Linked DNA regions of Homo sapiens: region 2 is linked to region 1. Evidence: chromatin contacts called from ENCODE Hi-C or POLR2A ChIA-PET data. All regions are on one chromosome and are shown on one strand. Each heading gives the region's core, a stretch centred on a gene start or an enhancer-like site at or near the end of the contact. The rest is flanking DNA. Distances are from core to core; before and after follow the strand shown.

Region 1 (7,345 bases), core at 3,621-6,120:
AATCTTTTTTTTTTATTGTCAAAAGTGGATATTTTGGATATTTACTATAAATAGATTACTTGTATTGAGCTAGATTTTTCTCACCTATTATTCAAGAGAGACTGGGTTCACTTAAAATTATAGAAGAAATCATACTTAACATTAATGTTGATATAAAAATGGTGTATTCACCTTCCTTCCATTGCTACCCTCAATAAAAAAGGACCAGCTCTAACGTTCATTCTCATGATTTACTGGATTTGGAACGGTTAATGTGACCACCAATTCAATATTTTACCCTTCTAAACCTTTTAATTTCATTGTGATTAACATACATGGCACAAGCATGCATCTCGATGAAAGTAAATTATGTATTAATTTTATCTCTATGACATCAAAAATAAATTAAAAATTCTTATAGAACAAATTAATAACATGCATTTATTTTTTCATAAAGTTAGTATTTGACTTTCTCTAAACTCACTTTGAGCTACGTTTCCATGGTACATGTTACACATTAAAATATGTTATGTATTCCTTAAAAAGTTAATTCTCAAGAATGATCCTTTTGACCCATACTTTTTGTCAGGTCATGCTACCACAATATTTCTTGGAAAGTTATAGCTATATTTCATGAAATTAACTTCAAACAGTTAAGACTTTATCCTCCCAAAACAGAAACATTTAACCTGTACTTTAAGTGAGAAGATGCAAGTTTTTGTGAGACTCAGCCAATTGTTTCTTTTCCTAGATACGCTTGTTTCTTTCTGAGCATCTGTAAGTTTACATACAACTTCTCTTACAGAAGATTTATTGCTTTCCCCGTTACAGCACACCTCCAAAAAATTGATTATCCAGTCTTTTTGCTTAGCTTTCTGGTAAAAAAAAATGATACTCCTTGGTCAATAATTCACAGGCTTATCTTTAGTGTCCTTGCTATAGATTAAAATGCAAGTGCAGAAAGCCAGCTACTATCCTGGGGTTGAGATCTTCTCTTGGGTTCAGTGAGCAGCCTCCATGCCCTTCAGGGTTGACTCCTGCTGCTTTACTGCCAAGCCAGACATGGGGCCAGCCATCATCTCCTCCCTCCACCAGCCAGCACATGAAGTGGTCTGGCAAAGTAATTCTATGGGAGGAAAAGCTTGACAATCATCGGCATAAGGGCTTAACAGACCAGAGCTAGTTGCCAAAAACCATTCTACCATGGTTGAGTAGTATTCCCTCTAGAGTGCAGTGCTCTTTGATGACAGGGGTGATATCCTATTTATCTGGATATCCCCACCACTGCAGGTAGAACCCAACACAGAGGACACAGCAAATACTTGCTGAATAAAAGGACAAATTAATAAGTGAGTCCTGTAATGGAACTATCCCATGACTAATGCTTTTTCTTTAGAGTTTTCTGGTACTTTGAAAAATATCACATTATTTTGTCTGAGAAATAAGGCAGTGGGATGATTTGAGGCCAGCAGACTGGGACTTGTGAGTTTCACTATTTACTATTTTTTCAGTTATGTGAAACTTAAATCTCTACATATTCTAGAAACAATAGCAGATGCCTTGCAGAGCTGTTGGTTGACATGTAACTCATCAGAGGAACCCTCCACTTGCCATTACTCTCCCTCTCTTCTATGTAACTTTGGTTATTGACTATGTAAGACTTTAAAATGTGGCATCTAAACCCATATTTATATTATAGCTATTTAGGGGAAATTATATTTGTGGGTAATAGAAGTGCCTACATTTATGACCTCTCATCTTGGGCTTCTTGATAGGGAGGGGAGGTTGCCTGGCTTACGTGTTGAGCTACGTCTTGCTGTCATAGGAAGTAACCCAGGAGTGTGGAAGACCAGCTGGTCATGGGAGTTCTGGTTCTGACTCATTTCTCACTTTTCTCTCAGAGGTGACAGTGTGTTCAAGCATGGGAAAGAGGCCATAAATTTGCAACACTCATAGAATATAAACATTCCCTTATGAACCCTACAGATGACATCAGAGAAAGAATGCCTGTGATAATTAAATGTAAGCCCCTTCCATGTGGCCTCTATTTGTCCACCACCAATCATAGTTCTGAATACAGCACACCCTGCACCTGATGCAAAATTGTCCTATGAACAGATTGCTTTTTATTATAAGGCAGTATCCTGCAAACATAATATGAAGCCCAATTACAGTAAATTGGCAAATAGTTAAGACATGTTTGTGCCCCCAAAAGCTTCAGAAGCATGATGCAGAGCCCAGGGGACTCAGTGCAAAGTTTTTCCAAGGTTGAAAAAACAATGTAGTGTGAAATCTATCAGATTACAATTTGCTCACACACAAAATAAAATATCTATGGGTTTGGCATGGAAACATGTTTAAAGCATAAGTAAGAAACCAATAAAAAAAAGATGGTTAAACATTGGCTGTGTTTTCCATATGATGCAAGGCAGGGGGTAGGGTGGGAAAAGGAATTGGAAGCCGAACTAGCAAAAACTTATTGTAAAAGACAGTATTATAGGATGGGATGCCACAAGAAATGGAGAGAAACTTGCTGGAAAGATACCTTAAAGATACTTTAAAGACAGTTCTAGCCTTTTTCCCACAGAGACGCTTGTGTAACATGGAGGAAATTTTGCTGGGTGTGGTGGCTCATGCCTGTAAACACAGAACTTTGGGAGGCCGAGGCGGACAGATCACCTGCGATCAGGAGTTCGAGACCAGCCTGGCCAACATGACGAAACCCCGTCTCTACTAAAAATACAAAAATTAGCCGGGCATGGTGGCAGGCACCAGTAATCCCAGCTACTCGGGAGGCTGAGGCAGGAGAATCACTTGAACCTGGGAGGTGGAGGTTGCAGTGAGCTGAGATTGCACCATTGCACTCCAGCCTGGGCGACAGAGTGAGACTTCATCTCAACAACAACAACAACAAAAAAAAATGAGGAAATTTTATAAAATGGTTGGGAACACAAACATTGCTTTGTGAGGATATCTGACTACCCATGCCTTTTTGATGGTATGTCTTTGTTTTCATTCATATGTAAAAATTAATTCTGTTCTGTCCACCCACAGTTAGATTTTAGGCCTTTTCTTACATAGATTGTACCATAGAATTTTGGATTGGGAAGAGATATTGATACCATCTACCAGTGGTTCTCAAGCTTTCTTGCTGGCCCCAACATTCTAAAGGATGTGCATGGTGGTAAGGATGGGTCATCCTCATTACCCCCATTCCAGCGAGTCCAGCGTGATGGAGCACTCTACAGGTACCTGGATCAGCACTGTGGTATGGAAGGTGAGAGAGGCAAGATGGCTGCAGTTGGAAAAGGTATTCTCAGAAGATGCTGTGTTCCCCTCACAGGGGACTTCTTTTCTTCCCTTGAGGATCAGTGAGAACTTAAAGGCTCTTCTCATTCTAGACTTAGGAAAGTATAAAAACAAAGTTAGTGAAAGCTGTCAAAATAAAATCCCCTCAAAGCATTGATTTCCAGGTTCTGTTACCGTCCACAACAGGAGTGCACACCATCCCCTCCTCCTCACATGCTTCTTGGCATGGAAAGAGTTGTGAGCAATCCCTGTGCGAAGAGTGTTTCTTTGCCTAAGAAACTAACATACAGGTTATGAGTGTGTAAGAGTGATTATACCCCACAATAGAAGAATGTGTGTTTTGCTGAAACCAAACCACAGTTGTGAGTATCCTCAGTGGCCCTTCCCCTTCCTTTGATCATATTACCAAGATGAAATAAATACATTTTTCTTGGCAAAAAACCAAATATTAATAATGGAACATAAAACAATGTTGTAAATTCTGTACATGTTCCCAACCACCACTCCAAATCCTCCCAACCTGTGCAGATATTACCTCCCCTTAAGAGATCCAGTTCACTTGAGCAGGATTGAGGTTCTATTCCATCTTAAAGAGGACACTTGTATCCTCTTGTTTGCCAATGCCATCAATATGGTATTAAGCTCTGACCTAGGCATAAGACAAGTTTATGTTATACATTGTCATAATAATGATATCGTTGTAGCCAGGATTTCTTGACCAACTATTATAGGACATGGCCTATGGTGTGACTTTATATGTTTGACATCATATACCTCATTACCTTAACCTAGTAATTAGCCACAAAGTAATGGAATTAACAATAGCTTCACATTAAACAGTTGCAAGTGATCTGGTTTCTAGTTGTAGCTCCTTTCCTCAATATAGTAAGTGACCTTGAGCAAGTTACAGCCGGGCTAGCAAAGTGGGGAGGTATTGGGTAGGGATGGGGAGGAGACAGGAGTGGAGAGGGAGAGGTCAGCAATTGCTAACATTTTTTTCATCTCAAAAATATTCATGATTTGAAATAGATCCACAAGCCTTCAAATAAGTGAGCCAATAAGCTCAGGATGGGATTGTTTGCTTAGACAGGAGTCTACTCACTACTGAGAGTCAGCATTATAAATTCCAGGAATCATCAGTCAAGGGGGAAGAGTTGATCTAACTCCCAACTCTTAAATAGGAGATAAGGGGAGTGATCCTGGAGCATAACTAAGTGTGTCGAGAGTAACTTTATTCCATTTTGTGGTACTTTGCTCATGTAATCCAGTACCTGGGGGAATCATCACAAACTGTTCATAAAGTCACAGGAAGGAAAAAAAGCATAAGCGACATAGGCTTATTTGGACCTGTTTACATTAGTTTCTGACACTGATATTACTCTGTCAGAGTGAGCAAACATTTTTCACAAAGGACATTACTATAAAAACTTTCATCCGATCTTTGCAATCGAGCATTTGCAAAAGTACTGTGAGTCAGAGTTGGACTTTAGTACAAATTACTCGAAATTTAAATGATCAATGTAAGAACTCAGGCTGGACGCGCTGGCTCATGCCCGTAGGCCAAGGTGGGCGGATCATCTGAGGTCAGGAGTTCGAGACCAGCCTGGCCAACATGGCGAAATCCCATCTCTACTAAAAATACAAAAATTTGCCAGGTGTGGTAGCACGTGCCTGTAATCCCAGCTACCTGGGAGGTTGAGGCAGGAGAATCACTGGAACACAGGAGACAGAGGCAGCAGTGAACCGAGATCGCGCCACTGCACTCCAGCCTGGGTGACAGAGCGAGACTCCGTCTCAAAAAAAAAAAAAAGAACTTGGTTAGGAGTTTTACTGTGTAGCTAAGTTTGGTTCCAGGCATTCTGCCAATATACCATTATGTGCATATTTTAATGAAATGATGGTGTAAAGAATGCTGGAAAAATAGAGAAAAGATATCTGGAAAGTTTCTCTGTCTTTACAGAAAGATCTGTTTTGTATTTGACAACAAACACTCTTCTGTGGCTTCTTGTTCAGTATTCTAAATATGGAATGTCTCTTTCTCATCCTGTGTTTTCCACCTCCTTACCAAAAAAAAAAAAAAATGAGGTCATTGGAGAGGCCTTTAACCTAGGAGAGCTGCAAAGACTGTTTGGGCTGTTATAATAATATACTGTAGGTTGGGGGCTTAAACAACAAACATTTATTTCTCATAATTCTGGAGGCTGGAGAGTCCAAGATCGAGGTGCCAACAGAGTCGGTGCCTGGCAAGGGCCCTCTTCCTGGTTCACAGATAGTACCTTCTAGATGTGTCCTCACATGATGGAGGGGTGAAAGAGCTCTCTGGGTCCCTTTCATAAGGGCACAGATCCCTTTCATGAGGGCTTCTCCCTTGTGACCTAATCGCCCCTCAAAGGCCCGACTTCTTAATACCTTCACATGGGGAGTTTGGCTTCAACCTAAGAATTTTGGAGGACACAAACAAAACAAAAGCTTATGATCACGCCCTTGTGAAAGTGAGAGTGATGGAGGCAGGTGTGGGAAAAGGGCACTGGAGTTTCTTGTGAAAGCTAGCGGGGAAGAAACTTAAAGGAAGAGCCTTTCTGAGGCTGGTGTTCTAGGCACCCTGCCTTTTCTAGGAAGCCTGGCCTTGTGGAAAGGGAAGGGCTTTGGAGTTCAGACAGGCCAGGCTTCCTCTCTGATCTAGCCTCCTGCGGCTTTGGCTTCTTCTTCCTACAGTTGCTTACATGATACCTACCTCATGAAATCAGAGAGGTGTTAAAACAGGCTGTGGGTGTCAAGTGCCTGACACCCAGCAGGGATTCAATCACATTCTGTTGCATTCTCCCAAAAAGACTCTGTGACTCCATCATGAGGGATTAAAGGGGAAGCCGGCACCTGCATCACAGAGTGGGGCTGGGCTAATAGTGATAATATCATAGTTGTAATAGTTAAGGTGTATTGAGCACATAGTATTGTCGGGTGCTAGTTACTTCATTTAATCCTCCCAACAACTCCATAAGGTGTGGTCTACTTTATTATGCCCATTCTAAAGACAGGAAAATTGAGGTGTAGATAAGTGATTTGCTCCAAGTCACAGGATAGAGATGGCAAAGCCAGAGTTTGAATTCAAATCTGACTCTAAGTATTTGACAGCACAACAGAATGACTACAGTCAACGATAATGTACTGCATATTTTAAAATAACTGAGAGTGGAAATGGAATGTTCCTAACACAAGGAACTGATCAACGCTGTAGGTGATGGACACCCCACTTACCCTGATGTGATTGTTACACATTGCATGTCTGTATCAAAACATCACCTGTGCCCCATATACACTTACCCATAAAAAATAAAAACAGAAATTAGCTTAAAATGTTTAAAACTCTAATTCTGAAGCCTGTATTCTAAATCACTCTCCTATTCTGCTCTTCTACTGCATGGAAAAGTTTTGAGGTCTGTAGAAAAGCAACAAAGACAAGGATTAGGAGGAATGTGGTCCAGGGCCAAGCCTGTGTTGACAAGGGCAACCTTGGCTTCAGGGAAAGGGCAGCCTAATGCGTTTTTTAAACAAAGGATTTGCAGATGCATTTTTGTAGGCAAGTCTTGAGGCTCCAAACTGGGGAACAAACACATATTTGACCCAAAGCTGACTAGAAAGAAGAAAGTGTCTCTCCAGAGAGATATGAGAAGCTGAGAGGGCTTGGGTGAAGCCTGCGGGTAGACACAGATTGGAACTGTACTTGGCTCTGGAAGCCTCTGCGAGGTGAGGTCCTCACAGCTTGCGTGGTTCAGGTGCAGTTTGGGCTGTACAATCTCTCATCCTTGTAGTAACTGGGGGCACAGACGGGTTATTCTGAACTCCAACAGAAATAAAAACCCACCGGGGAGCGAGCTGCCTGCATGTTCTGCCACCTTCAGCCCCGCCCCAGGAGATTCCAGGGGTTCTGGGGCAGGGCCCAGTGTTAGTGCTTTAGAAGATCCCCACATGATTCCAACAGGAGAGGGCGAGGCTGCAGGTGTCACAGTGGGCTCCGAAGTACCAGAAGAAAAGAGAACACAGGAAAAATAAGTGAATC
Region 2 (7,345 bases), core at 3,334-5,833, 280 kb after region 1:
GTGGGTCAGGGCCCCTGGAACTGAGGTCCAGGTCTCTGATGACCATCAAGTCAATGCCAGTCCCTCCAGCCCCCAGACTATAGCCCCTGATGGTGAACTATGAACATCTTGTATCCCACTTCCCATCCAAGCCCTGGGGTGCATCCTGGGGGCCGATGACAGTGTCAGGCATCCCTGTGCTTGCCATGGGCCAGCACCCCTGGGTGGGTGGAGATGGGCTGAGAGCCAGGCTGCTGTGGAGAAAACACCTGAAAGAAGGTGTCTCCCCATCCCCCTTCAGTGCTGCCCCCAAGACCTGAGCCGTCTGTGTTGTGGTCATCCCCAAAGTAGGTGAAGGGAGGATAGAGTTTCCCAGGTAAGATGGAGCCTGTGAGAACCCAGGGACCCTGTACCCTGGCCTGGCGTGACTCAGGAGGCGGATCTGGTGCAGAGGCTGAAATTCAAGAATCATCAGAAAAATTACCCACAGGAAGTACTGTGTCCACAAAGAGAGAAAAGAGAGAAAGGGGGAGCCCCAACCCCTATTTAAAAAGTCTGGAAGAGGAGAAGGGGCCCCCAAAAAAGGGATGAGGTGAGCCAGGATGGGACCGATACCTTTGGGAGGGTGAGCAGACGCCCCCTGTTCTGCTCTGCTCTGCGAGCCCTGCCCTGATAGATCCTGTGTCTACGCTAAGTACATGCCAGCTGGTCCTCACACGAGAGCACAGGTCTTCCTTCCTGGCGGTGGAAATGCAATCACGGCCTGAGGCCAAGAGCCAGGGCCCAGGGCAGGGCACACCACACATAGACGCTTGGACCAAGCATAGAAAAGGGGTGGATTTCACCCTCAGGGATGCTGAGCTGAGCCCAGCGAGGACATGGCATTTTCTGGGCTGAGGACAGGTCTGCTGAGTCAGAGGCAATGCAGTCAGACTTCAGATTTGTACTCTTGCCACCGTCACCTGGGATAAATGCCAGCCGTTTCACCTTCATTGGTTCCTTTGAGAGACCAGATGTTTTCCTTTGGAAATTCGGAATTTGAAACATAAAACTGAAAGAGCAGTGCCAGCCTGTCCATAAACCGGTTCCCTGCCGTCCAGAAGCTGCCAAGCCACCACCCAGCCTCAGCCTGGCAAATGGACTTGACCACGTCAGGGTTGTTGGGTTCACCTTCTACATCCTTCCCAGAAAGGCCCTTCTAAAGTGACTTCCCAAACGTGTGCCAGGCATCATTCTAAGTGGCTTGCATATGTTTCCTCATTCAATTCTCCAACAACTCAGCTGTGAGGACTCCAAAGAACCCCATGTAAAGGTGGAGAAACAGAGGCCCAGAGAGGGAAAGTCACTTGCCCAAGGTCATGTGGCCCGGGGCACTGGCATTGACCCCTGCAGGGCGCCTCCAGAGTCCTCTCCGGTAACCACTGGACTACGCTGCCTGTCAAGGGTGGATCAGCTCATTTGGGGTCCTTAAGCTCCTTGAAGCGTAAATCGTGTTCTATTCTCTTCCGTCTTAGCACATCCTGACAACCATGCTAAGCAGGAACGATCACCGAAGAGGAATGATCACCAAAGAGGAAGCTAGTGTAGAGGGGTTTATGGGTTTTCTGATATCACACCTGGAATTGGAATCCTTGTCTATTAATTCCAAGTCCTGGGCCTTAACAACAGCAACAGAAGTAGACTTTTACCCTAGGTCTAGGGAGCAGAACTACAGCATGTGGCTGGAAGAAGCCCCTGGCAGCAAACGCCACCCTGGATCACACTTGATAGAGAAAAACACCAGGGACTTAGAAGCAAAAGATTTCATTGTGAATTTCTACTCCACCAACTCAATGATTTAGGGTAAATTTCTTAAATTTGTGGAAATGATCCTACCCTGATAATGGTCTTCCTATTGCCCAGGGTTGTTAGGCATTGAAAACTAACGATGCCCTCTGTAAACTGTAAAGTGCTGTGTGGCTGCCAGTGCAGTTGTGGTTGCCAATGATAATAAGATATCTTTTCTCACTAGCGCTATGAGGGTTATGAAATGGCTATTTCTCACCATGGTAAAAATTCCTTCTCTCGGGCAGGCAAGAGCTCAGTGCTGCTGTGCAGCAGAAGCTTGAACTCAGAAAACCTTCACATCACTGCCTTTGAGGTGTGGGGTGGACAACCTGCGGGTAGTATATCATGGTTGTGTATTCCTGGGATTTCGTCCACAGAGTGTGAGTGGATGTTTTCTGAGAGGTCACTACAGTCCAGTGTGTTACAGACGTGCTGAGTCAAACAATATTCAAGGGCTTTCTTGTCTATAGCACTTCTCAAAACCTTTAATAGGCTGTGGCATGTAGTTCCAGAAAATATTACATAGAGTTTCTTAAACATTTTCAGCTGGGTTTTTTTTTTTTTTTTGGAATTTTTTTCAAGGAGCATCTCTTCAGAATAACCATCTGTGACTCACTCTGAGAAATGCCGCATGCTGGAAAGAGTTAAGAAACAAACAGTTGAGATGAAAAAAGTACTGGGTGGGCCCTCGATTCTTCAGAAGGCTCATACCTTCACCTGTGGAGCTTCTAGTGCAAATCCATCTCCCCCTCTCGCTCTTTCTCTGTGCACTAATCGCTTACATATCATTGTTACTGGGAGCAGCAAAGCCTGTCTGGGCAGGGTGGTGGATATCCTGAAGGCAACTCCCACAGTGTTTTACTGAGGAACCTTCATGCCTCCCTGCTTCCAAGCACTTACTGCCTAACGATCTCTGTGTAACTCAGAGGAGGGTAGGGTAGGGCAGGGGGTATTTTTCTTTTTCTTTTTTTTTTTAAGACGGAGTCTGGCTCTGTCACCCAGGCTGGAATGCAGTGGCGTGACCTCAGCTCACTGCAAGTTCCGCCTCCCGGGTTCACACCATTCTCCTGCCTCAGCCTCCTGAGTAGCTGGGACTACAGGTGCCCGCCACTATGCCTGGCTAATTTTTTCGTATTTTTAGTAGAGACGGGGTTTCACTGTGTTAGCCAGGATGGTCTCGATCTTCTGACCTCTTGATCTGCCCGCCTCGGCCTCCCAAAGTGCTGGGATTACAGGTGTGAGCCACCGCGCCCGGCCAGTAGCGGGTATTCCTATCAGAAACTTTTGAATGTCTCTGGGAAGCTAAACTAGGAAAACCTTCCTCTACTCCAATAATCTAGTTGGAAAGGGAAAAAAGAGCCAAGGACTTTGTCTTTCGGTGACATTGTGAACTTTCAAGGAGGAGAGAATAAATCCAGTCAGTCAGACAAAAAAGATGACAGGTTGCTTGGGGGCCCAGACAATACACACCCTGATGTAGCCTGTGTAGGATTCCAGGACTCAGAGAGAGGCAGACAAATGAGGGGTGACCGGTAAGAGCTGCTTCCAGAGCTTCAGAGCAGACCTCCATCCTACATGACCTGTGGGGGGAAGGGGTCCTCTGAGTGCTGTGGCTGCTAAATTGCCAGGGTTGGTTTGTCAGACACTCCTGCACTGGGTCCTCTAATGCAGGGTTCTGTGGCTTGGGGCTAAAACAGTGCTTAGATGTGCCTCAAAAGAATATTCCAGACCAGGGCTATCCAATAGAACTTTCTGCAGTGATAGAGATGCCTTCTGTGTATGTGTGCACTGTCCAAAATGGTAGCCAGTAGCCACATGGCGCTATGGAGCATTTGAAATATGGCTAGTGTGACCAAAGAAGGGAACTGTATTTTATTTTTCATTTTAATTAACTGAAATCCTAACAGCTGGCTATCCCATAGGACAGCGCAGATCTATGATGGTGTGTGCAGACATTTCCTAAGTGTTTACGGCAGAGGGGTGAAAAAGAGGGATCTTGCATTTTCAAATCTGTCTGTGGTTCCCAGGAGGGGACAATACCCCAACCCAGGGTGCAGCCCCTGCACACGTGTGAGGACATTTTTGGCTTATCATGGTTCTTGAGGGATGCCATGAGTATTTCCTGAGTAGGGCCAGGGATGCTCAATGATGGGCAGTGAAAGAACAGACCACACAGAGAACCGCCCTAGAGAAGCAGTGCCCAGGACAGAGCCTCAGCCACACTCAGAACAGCTGTTATCCACCATGTCATTTTGTCACGGCTCAGGGCCAGGAAAGGGACAAGGGGTGAATAGAATAAGCATTTGCACGCCGAGTGTCTGTGTACATGCATGTGTACTTCAAAGAACACACCCTGGCTGCAAGTTTTCATCTGATCGGTAAGCGCAAATCCTATGCACCAATTCTATAATTTATCCTCACTCTCTGTCGGTAGGGTAGTAGGCTTGGGATTGGTCCGCGTAAAGTCTTGGTCGCAGTGGGCCCTGGTGCTTTAGTCAGGACCAGCTTTCTCCCTGCTCTGGAATCTGTAAGCTTGCTCTGCGCCACCTGGTGGTTAGAAAAATTCTGACCCTGGACTCTCCTTGATAAACCTGAATTGTTTCTTATGCCAAAAACAGAGGGAAGGCGGGGAATAAATTGCAAATAAACGTGTTCGTTCCATTCCAAAAACGTTTGCTAGTGGAAGGCAGCATGAGGTGGTTATAAGCTCCGATGCCAGGGAAGCGCTCTGGAGAAGACCCTGACAACGAGAGGGCCTCACCGCCCCGAGAGCTCACCAGGCACAAGCACCTCCCAGGGGACGCCCCGGCTAAGCTCCCTCCCAGGAAAGCCCCCTCAAGGCTTCGGGACAGACCTAACTGGGTTCCACCATCTTCCCTCCCTCCCTGCCCGTTTCTCACGTGGGCTGCTGGCTTCCCTCCATCTCACCTTCCCTCACTCTCTGTTTCCCTTCTGTTCTGTGATCTACTCATGTCGCACCCCTTGTGGCTGCTTCTCCACAGACTTGCAATGTGCCCTCTCTGCCCTGTTTCCTTCATTCCGTCTGTAAGCAGGGGGCTCATGGCTGCTGCTGGACACACAGCCTAGGCTGGGGAGGGGCAGGGTGAGGGGGCATTTCAAGAGGGCAACATGGACAGCCTGTGGCGTCGTCACCAAGCCAAACATGCCCTGTACTTTAGAGAGCAAGGGCTGAACAAGGAAGCCTGTGGACACAGGCACGCCAGGTCACAGCTGCTCAGAGGCGAGTCAGAGATGTCTGGATGAACTTGGGCTCTAACTTCAGCAGCCTTTCCTATGCACTCTTATGGGGTCTCAGGGTTTGCTACTGCAGCCTGAGAACATCCTGGGCTTCCTTAAGCCTCCCCCTGCTCCCCACAATGGTGTCCTCCCCTCACTCCCAGGGGGAATCTCTGAGCTTAATAATTCAAGCACGCTCAACTGTGACAAGGGACCCGTGTCAGCATAGGAAATGTTATCTGCCTCTGTTGATTCCTCAGTAAAGAACCTCAAAGGCCTCAGCAAATGACTGCGTGGCCTGTGAGAACCCTTGCCACCCTCCCAGGGTGGACCTTGGATCTAAGATCCTCACAGCCCATGGCAAACTCCTCCAGGATGGAATAAAAGCCAGGGTCAGGGGTGCAAGGGGCTCCCAGGTGCACATCTAGACATGAAAGCTGCATGCCAGAGGGGGCCATTCATGCCTCACCTGAAGCCCCTGACACCTGGCTTCCACATGCTGAAGTCTGGCTCAGACACCTTGTGCTGGAGTCCCGGTAGCTCCACAGGCAGGTGGCCAGTGCAAATGTACAAGGCCCACACTCTGAAGGCCCTGCACGTGGGGATGTCTTGAAGTTCTCAACAACTATCTTAGAATTTATGTTTTGTAAGCTAAGTCTGATGGGACAGTGGAGGCTGCATCCTCCTGCAGGGTCCATCCAATAATGGGCCATTGGCAGCCCACTCCCCGACCCTGCCCAGAAAGTGCAGCTGCACTCCCCATCAGAGATGGGCACAGGGAGGGTTGGGCTGGATGCACACCTTGTGCCACGTCACAAGGCATGGGTCCACACACCCACGCAGGTCTGTTCCTGAAGCAAGACATGGAATAGCAAACGAAAAACACCATGGCAGGTCAACAGAGTGACTGCAGAGGGAGGTCTCTGCATTTCCTGCATGTTCATTTTGCACTGGGCCCTGCAAATCATGTAGCCAGCCTGGCTGTAGAGCACCCCCTAACTCCAGGGTCACTGCCGGCTGGAGTCACCCGGACCAGGATGGATTACCAGCAGCTTCTGGAAACTTTTGGCACCCCTACCATTCTAGCTCACTTGGGGAACATGTACGTGCATGTCCTGGACCAGGTGGCTGTGCAGCTCAGAGATGTCAGGGAACTCCCTCCAGATGCCTGGGCCACGCTGATTTCCACTTGTCAAGTAACTTCTGTCATCCTGTCCCTATTCTCACTGGAATTTCTGGTGACCATCAGAGCAATCTGTGCCTGTGAATTTTCTGTCTCTCCTGTAGCTGTCTACAAGGCACATGGAGGAGGTAAGGAGCTGAGAGGATGGGGACAGAGCCAGGGTCTGGTGGCCAGTGAGTCCCTGTGGGCCAGAGGTCACAGCTTGCCACTCTGTCCATATGGAGACTCTCAGCCCATGCTCACCGCAAGAACAAGGACTGAGGTGTGAGGAGCCTCATGTGTCTCAGTGGGACTATGCTAACACCTTTGCCCCACTCACTTCCTCTTCTTGTACTGTCCACTCTCTTCTCTGATAATAGGGATACATTAACTCACTCTTTTTGTCAAGAGAATCAATCAGTTAGGATCATAGCATTACATTATTTAAGATGATGCTCAGCTCTGAAAATAGGAATGGTGGTGGGGGCGCACTCAGTCCTTCAGTACTAACAAGTGCTCTTTCATCATAAACCAAAACTTTGTTGGTGTCACTTCTAATTTCATCCTATCATTTAGGTCAATGATAGAAACATACAAGCACTCAGAAAAAAAGGCCAGGTGCTTGGAAAATTCTGGTCTTTCTCCTGTATAGATCCTGGAAGAGAGGCATTCGGGCTGGCTAGGGGATTTGCTTCCCATTCTGGAGAATGAAGCCTCCAGAGACATGAACAAGAGAATGAGATGTTCCAAATAGGTTTGTTCTCAATTATCTATGACCAAAAGCATCCCAAAGACTGACAGGGTCACAATGCTAGGGCGCAAGACCGTCCTTCACTTATGGGCCTGAATCATAGGTGCAATGGTGGTTTTGTGGTCCTTCAGCTAAGGACACTTGACTTTGTTATTGCAGAACTAAGCACATATCATTGTTTTATTTAGGACTGAACCTAAATCACACTTAAAAAATGAAACATGAGTTCAATTTTTAACACAACCCTTTCAAAGATAGGATCCAACAAGCAGTCTATGTGATAAGCCACTGAAGTGCTGACTGTCCCCGTCAAGGTCTTCGGTGCAAATCATGTAAGGTGTAGATTGTTCCACTTCTTGAACTGTAAAGCCCAACCTCTAGAAAGGGCT

The links. A loop is a pair of places that touch in the nucleus more often than their neighbours do. ChIA-PET counts read pairs that join two places held with the same protein, here RNA polymerase II (POLR2A). Pooled maps may share reads with other maps.
Region 2: a loop to region 1 is called in a map of IMR-90, with 6 times the contacts of the local background. The contact joins two enhancer-like sites. A Hi-C loop is called at or near these places in 2 of 168 maps with a recorded cell type or tissue (IMR-90 and prostate gland), 2 of 37 single-sample maps with no recorded cell type and 10 of 50 pooled maps. POLR2A ChIA-PET finds 5 or more read pairs at or near these places in 1 of 52 experiments (BJ).

What each region holds. Positions count from the first base shown.
Region 1 is chr18:10,833,301-10,840,645 of GRCh38, reverse strand. The region is part of intron 7 of PIEZO2 (piezo type mechanosensitive ion channel component 2); the gene reads left to right. Among named protein-coding and RNA genes, the nearest start is that of MIR6788, 77 kb to the right of the region's middle. Within about 2 kb of position 4,870, at least 2 of the 41 ENCODE cell types and tissues checked have a DNase peak (open chromatin) inside an H3K27ac peak, as active enhancers do.
Region 2 is chr18:10,557,646-10,564,990 of GRCh38, reverse strand. No RefSeq gene overlaps it. Among named protein-coding and RNA genes, the nearest start is that of NAPG, 35 kb to the right of the region's middle. RefSeq lists a silencer at 4,205-4,499 and enhancers at 4,075-4,577, 4,930-4,989. Within about 2 kb of position 4,583, at least 2 of the 41 ENCODE cell types and tissues checked have a DNase peak (open chromatin) inside an H3K27ac peak, as active enhancers do.